Regions from separate parts of the Homo sapiens genome. Here region 1 is linked to region 2. A link is a contact called in ENCODE Hi-C or POLR2A ChIA-PET data. All regions are on one chromosome and are shown on one strand. Each heading gives the region's core, a stretch centred on a gene start or an enhancer-like site at or near the end of the contact. The rest is flanking DNA. Distances are from core to core; before and after follow the strand shown.

Evidence for each region. Hi-C counts contacts between places; a loop is a spot of excess contacts on that map. ChIA-PET counts read pairs that join two places held with the same protein, here RNA polymerase II (POLR2A). Pooled maps may share reads with other maps.
Region 1: a map of K562 shows a loop between it and region 2 (8-fold over the local background). The contact joins two enhancer-like sites. A Hi-C loop is called at or near these places in 1 of 168 maps with a recorded cell type or tissue (K562), 3 of 37 single-sample maps with no recorded cell type and 10 of 50 pooled maps. POLR2A ChIA-PET finds 5 or more read pairs at or near these places in 1 of 52 experiments (K562).

The regions. Positions count from the first base shown.
Region 1 is chr18:50,423,115-50,426,732 of GRCh38, reverse strand. No RefSeq gene overlaps it. Among named protein-coding and RNA genes, the nearest start is that of SKA1, 50 kb to the right of the region's middle. RefSeq lists a cis regulatory region at 1,058-1,678. Within about 2 kb of position 1,437, at least 3 of the 41 ENCODE cell types and tissues checked have a DNase peak (open chromatin) inside an H3K27ac peak, as active enhancers do.
Region 2 is chr18:49,858,174-49,861,365 of GRCh38, reverse strand. All of the region lies in intron 29 of MYO5B (myosin VB), which reads left to right. Among named protein-coding and RNA genes, the nearest start is that of SNHG22, 46 kb to the right of the region's middle. Within about 2 kb of position 1,470, at least 10 of the 41 ENCODE cell types and tissues checked have a DNase peak (open chromatin) inside an H3K27ac peak, as active enhancers do.

The sequences.
Region 1 (3,618 bases), core at 188-2,687, 570 kb before region 2:
CCCTGAATTTACATGAAGTATTAGTTTTTTACCAAATTTGATTACAAATTATGAAAGCAAGTTTTAAAATTACCCTCCTTTGTTTTGTAATGGTAAACATCTTTTTTCAGACCTAAAATCATTCCATTCTGATATAATGGTAAACATTATTTTAAAATATTATTATTTTTGTTGTATGGTTAAATCCCATGGCTTTTCATATTTTGAAGAGTTCTGTAGCACTTTGGTAAATAAATATCAACAAATGATAAAGTTATCATGGAAATATAAATTGAAAGCCTTATTTATAAAAATGAAGTCATAATGCTTTTTCTACTCTTGCTGCTTTCACAACCAAATTTTTCTTTGTTGTATCACCTAATCAAAGTATGATGAGTGGGTCTCAGATTCAGCCTAAGAAAAGGAAGAAATGCTTATAGAAGTTCTAAAGCTAGAAAGATTTATCTACACAACTTACAGACTTTTTTGAGATATAATGTTTATAAAAATTTGGAAGAACCCAAAATGCCTAACAATACAGAACTAATTAAATATATCACATGAGAAAGTATGTATTTATTTTTTTATTTTATTTATTTATTTATTTTTTTTGAGACAGAGTCTCACTTTACTGCCCAGGCTTTGATCCCTGGGATCAAACCAGGAGGTTGGAGTGCAGTGGCATGATCTTGGCTCATTGCAAACTCTGCCTCCTGCATTCAAGCAATTCTCCTGCCTCAGCCTCCAGAGTAGCTGGGACTACAGGAGTGTGCTACCACGCCTGGCTAATTTTGTGTTTTGTAGAGATGGGGTTTCACCAAGTTGGCCAGGCTGGTCTCAAATGCCTGATTCGGGTGATCTGCCTGCCTTGGCCTCCCAAAGTGCTGGAATTACAGGTGTGAGCAACTGCACCCAGCCTGTAGGTATTTAAACTATATTATAAAACAGTATTTATTAACATGAAAATGTTTATAATCTATCACATGTTAAAAGCCAGTCATACATGTATTACATAAGGCTCTTTTTGTAAATTTGATAATGTGTATCTTTTTGGAAAGGAAAAACACTAGAAGAATTTGTTTTCACTCTTAATGGTGATTACCTTTGGGGAGATGGTGCTGTTGCGGGAATCAGGAGACTGGAGAGACCTCTGGGTGGAACAGGAAGATTTTATTGAATGCACTTAGGCCCCGTGGATTAACATCCAAAGGCTGGGCTCTGAACAAAGACAGGGCTTGACTTTTATACACACTTCTGAAAGGTGGTTGGCTAGTTTGAAACAAGTTTACAGTGGCGTGGAGTGCAGTGGCATGAAAGCAAGTGTACGGAAGCAGAACAAAGGCAGTTAATCAAACTGTGACAGGTTCATAACTCAGGCTTTCATGTGACTCTTGCTATGCGGCCCAGATGGCTGTTATCTCAGCTTGCTCAAGAGCCTTGCACAAGCTTATCTCATATCCTTCACTATGGTGCCTAGATGGCTGCAGTCCAGTCCTGCTCAGGCATGTCTCATGACCTTCACTGTGCTACTCAGATGAAAAACAGAAATTTACAGTCACTAGTTACAGAAAATAGGAATCCATAAACTCATAAAACTTGCAGAGCAGAGTACAACCACATGGAGTGGGGAGGAATTTTGTGGGGGACGTTTACTCATACCAAAGGAGAGAGGAAAATTTGTTTTTCTTTTTCACATTTCCTGCTTCAGTGCATTCTCTAATGACTTTTTCTCTTTCTTTCTTTCTTTCTTTCTTTTTTTTTTTTTTTTTTGAGATGAAATCTCACTGTGTCACCCAGGCTGGAGTGCAGTGGCGTGATCTCAGCTCACTGCAAGCTCCTCCTCCTGGGTTCACACCATTCTCCTGCCTCAGCCTCCCAAGTAGCTGGGACTACAGGTGCCTGCCACCACGCTTGGCTAATTTTTTGTATTTTTTAGTAGAGGCAGAGTTTCACCATATTAGCCAGGATGGTTTCGATCTCCTGACCTCGTGATCCACCCGCCTCAGCCTCCCAAAGTGCTAGTATTACAGGCGTGAGCCACCGCACCTGGCCTTTTTTTTTTTTTTTTTTTTTTTTTTTTGAGAAGGTATCTTGCTCTGCCACCCAAGCTGGAGTGCAGTGGTGTGATCTCAGCTCACTGCAACCTCTGCATCCCGGGTTCAAGTGATTCTCTTGCCTCAGCCTCCCCAGTAGCTGGGATTACAGGCACCCACCACCATGCCTGGCTAATTGTTTGTATTTTTAGTAAAGACAGGGTTTCACCATGTTAGCCAGGCTGGTCTCGAACTCCTGACCTCAGGTGATCTGCCTGCCTCGGCCTCCCAAAGTGCTGGCATTGCAGGCATGAGCCACCACACCTGGCCCCTTATGACTTTTTTGTTTCCTTATGAATGTCTATGCATAAGACACTGTCTGGAACATTAAATCATCTTGAAAGTGCATGTCTGTGGGATCATATCTGGACTCTCAGTTAACAGAAAACTTGTAAATAATTTACGATTTATCTTTTTAAAAAGTTAGAGCAGATTCATATTTATCCCTACAATGACTTATTGCTCACTTTATATTCTTCTACATGCTCTCTTAAGCAGGGAAGAAAAGGGTAAGTATAAGATACACTTGAAGGTTGGGCATACTCCTGGATTCTCACCTGTATATGTGTCATTTATGGCTATGTTAGATGCTGTTCCTTCTACTTGGAACCCATCTCTTCCTAATCACTCTCAGGTCTAAGCATAAGTGCAACTTCCCCCGGAAATTTTCCTTGATCCCTTGTGTTAGGCTATTCTTGCATTGCTATAAAGAAACACCTGAGGCTGGGTAATGTATAAAGAAAAGAGATTTAATTGGCTCATGGTTCTGCAGGCTGTATCAGCATGGCTCCAGCATCTGCTTCTGGTGAGGGTCTCAGGAATCTTCCAATCATGGCAGAAGGTAAAGAGGGACTGGGGGAGCAGGTGTGTCACATGGGGATAGCCAGAGCAAGAGAGACAGGCAGAGGTGCCACACACTTTCAAACAACCAGATCTCATGAGAACTCACTATCAGGGGGACAGCATCAAGCCATGAGGGATCCACCCCAATGACCCAAATACCTCCCCTCAGGCCCCACCTCCAACATTAGGGATTGCAATTTCAGCATGAAATTTGGCGAGTACAAATATTCAAACCATATCATCCCTATACATTTATATTAGGTGCTTTCACATGTCCCTGTAATATCCTCTATGCCCATATCAAAGCATTTATCACACTACTATTTTTCATTTACTTAGCTGTAATCCTTCCTAGAATGTGAGCTTCGTGGAAGAAAAAACTTATATCTTTCTTGAGATCACTGATCCTCAGTCCCTAAGACCATGCCTGAATCCAAGTAGATGCTCAATAGATATTTGTCAAGTGGACAAACAGATCTATCTTGTCTATTAGAGTAGGGGAAAAAAGATGAAAAGCCACTATGGGAAAGTTTCTCTCAAGATCTTCCCCAGAAGCCACTGACTAAAAAGGGCATGAAAGAGTATATTTCAGGGGACCAAATGTTCAGACCACATGCAGCCAGGAGAGGCTGAGGATAGGGCTGGGTTTACGAATAGATACAGGATGAACCAAAGAGTAGATGGAAAAGATTATTGAGAAATG
Region 2 (3,192 bases), core at 221-2,720:
CACCATTGGCAGCCTCTTTTATTCATGCAGCGGTTGTCAGGGATCCAGACCCCAGTTTAGGTTTTCCCAGGGGCTGCTTAATACCCTGGATTTGTCTTCCTTTACAGCAATAATAATGATGGTGATAAAATAAAAATAGCTTTTATTATATCTTAAAATAATTCTGTTCCCAGCAAGCCTGGTGTACAATAGGAAATTAATAGCCTGTGAAACTGAGTTAAGTACAGAAAAGGAGCTGGCTGCCCTGGGGAGTGGAGGCCTGAAGAGCCAGCTTCGCAGTGTGTGCTGCACCAGGTGCTGTGGAAGTGGCCATGGTGGGCCTGCCTCTCTCCCAGTCTGGCCTTTAGCTTTGGGAAGTGTTCATGATTGCTGCAAATCCCAGCATTGAGGGAGGAGAGGCAGGGAACAGGGACCCAACTGGGATTCTGTGGAGCCCATGACAAGGGGATTCCCATTACCATGAGGGCCACCCTGGCAACTGGGGTGCTTTGGAGATAGACAGCTGCTCTGCGTTTCCTACAGTTTTCCTGTAATGGAGAGTTCTACTGTTTAAATATAAATTATATCTACACATGTGTGATTTGTGAAAGACCATTTAGAATTTTGATGACATCTATCCTCTCCCTAGAGGAAGTTACACTCATATGCTGAATTTTGCTTAGATTTCTGGGGGCTTCCATCACATTCCCAGTCATAGCCTCTTTAAGCATTCATGATCCTCAAGTTCAGAACTTTTATCACTTGCTAACCTTCATAAGTTTGTAGAGTTTTGTTTTGGTCCCTATAACTGTGTCTTTTCCCTTGTTTTGAACTCTGGGGAGAGAAGCTATTATTGAGGAGCTGCTCTGAGAGGAGCTGCAGGAATGCGGGTGGCACTTCTGCTTCCACAAAGCTTTCTCCTTTTTTACCTCTGGGAACTAAGAGACACCAGCATCATTATCACCATTTTATATATAGGAAAATGAAGGGGGAAGAGGGCTGTGAACATGAGCTGGGTGCTGGGCAGTTTGTCTTCTTTTCAGGGCTGTATATGGGAGAAGGATGGGGAAGTGGTTTAGGAGGGCACAAGTTGCCACTGCCCTCAGCCCAACCTCACCTCGGGGTGAGCACTTAAAGTCAGAGTTAGGTAGGGGCAGGAGTGTGGCCAGGGCTCTGGTCTGGCTCTTTGACAGTGCTCCTTTGATTCCTGTCCACTTCTACCCAAGCCTTATCAAGAGTGTAAAACTCCAAAGTGAGACTGGTGCATTCCCGAGGTCCCAGAAAACCTCCTAGCAGCTCCTCTCCATCCAGCAGGTCCCCGGCAAGACAGGAGGCCTCCAGGCATTGGCACCTGGGCTTGGTCGGGCGCACCTGGGGTTATTATTCACACCCGCCGCCCCCCGCCAATACACACACCAGGGGCCTGTCCGGGACAGCGGAGACTGTGTTTGACAAGGAACTGTGTGCAGTCTCAAGATTTGCTCGGAGCTGTTGGCTCATTTGACCTTGAGCCTCGGCTGCTGTGGGCTGCCTTGCTCAGAATGGCAAAGAAGGCGGGAAGAGCTAGCTTCTGCCCAGCCCCTCCCCAGAGGGCCCAGCTTTAACCAGTCCTGACTAAGAGCTCTTGGCTTTTTTCAAGGAGGTGATCATTTCCTTATGTTCCCCAAAGTTCTGCTGGTCCTGAGTTGGCAGCACAGTTTGGGTCTGCTGTAATTTCATGGCTAGGTCATATTAATCCACAAACTGTTCACCCTCATATGGCCAGGCCTAGGGCCTCAGATGTTTCTCTGTTGTTCCTGGTGTTTGGAGTGTGCCTTCCATTTCCCAGAGGTCCCAGGGAATATGCTAGGAGGTTGAATAGAAAGCTTGGGTATGAACTAAAGAAGTTAGGCTGTCTGTGGAGCACACAGTGGGCTTTTTAGAACCGGGAAACTGACCATCTCTGAGCTGGCAGGAATCTTGTCTGTTTCCCCAGGAAGGCAGGTTCTTAACTGTGGCGGGGCCATGGTTGATAGATCCTGTTTTTCCAATATCTTCACAGAGGCCAAGTAAATATTATCCTAGGCCTTGTCTGGCTTTTTATAAGATCTGGAAGAAACCTTTGCAATAAGGTTAGTAATTAAAGATCTGGAAGAAACCTTTGCGATAATTCAGTAGGCTACTTTCACTTTACCCGTAAAGAAAGAGAGGCCCAGGGCGTGGAGGTGATTAGCCCGGGCCACGGGCTCATTACAGGTGGGGCTGGGAGTTGCCCCAATGCTAGGTTCTCCAGCCAGTTTCCTGGATGCCGAGCCTCACTGCCCCCTGTGGCTGGAGACTGACTGCAGTGAGTTAACTTATCTCTGTGTGTCACAGTGGTCTCTCTGGAAATATTTGTAGATTTATTAATTGATATCAAGCACTTACATTTTCAACAAAAAATCCTGAGCCAAGTAGTTTGGGCTTTTTCTTTTCCCACCAGGAGGTGGCGCTCCCTCCCTGGCCTTGGCCCATAATGGCCTAAGTGGAGCTGGAGGAGCTCCTCCAGGGGTTCTTTCCTCTGGGAACCAACGGCTGAAGCAAGTTGGTTGACTGGTTTTTAGTTTACTCGTGTGTCTGATTTCCTGAGCACTGTGGGCTGCCTGGGCTGCACAGTTCTCTACTTTTATCTTTGTCAATAGTGCCTGGCTTGTTACAGAATTAAGAATTCTGGGAGTATGGCCCTGTGAGGCTGGTGGCCTGGGCATTCATTAATCCTAACTTCCTTGTGTGAGTCAGCTTCGCGTGCCCCACCCTAGAGAGCTCTGCAGTCTGTAGGTTTACGGGGACGACAGAGGTGAGGTGAACCTCTGAGACAGAGCCCCAGCAGCCCCTCCCTGGGGGGTGGGGGGCTGGAGGCTGGAAAGGAGCTTTAGTTCAAGGTCTGGAGACCCTGGGTCCTGGCGCAGGAGTCAGTGTCTCTCTGGTGTGGGAAAGGAGGTGGGTGGAGCCCAGGATCCCTGCACTTGTTCCCTTTCAGCGCTGATGCGCTCTACTTCCGGCCCTCCCCAAGAATCACTGCAGTGGTGCCTACAGTCCTCCAGTGAGCTGTGCCTTTGGGTTAAAGCACCAGCCATGAAAGGCCGTAGTAAAATGCAGGCACTAACATCTGAGACGGGATGATGCTGAGTTATGAGTTTGGGATTTGTTAAAGTCTATGTTGATGTTAATGATGGAGAGGTATAATGAGGCACA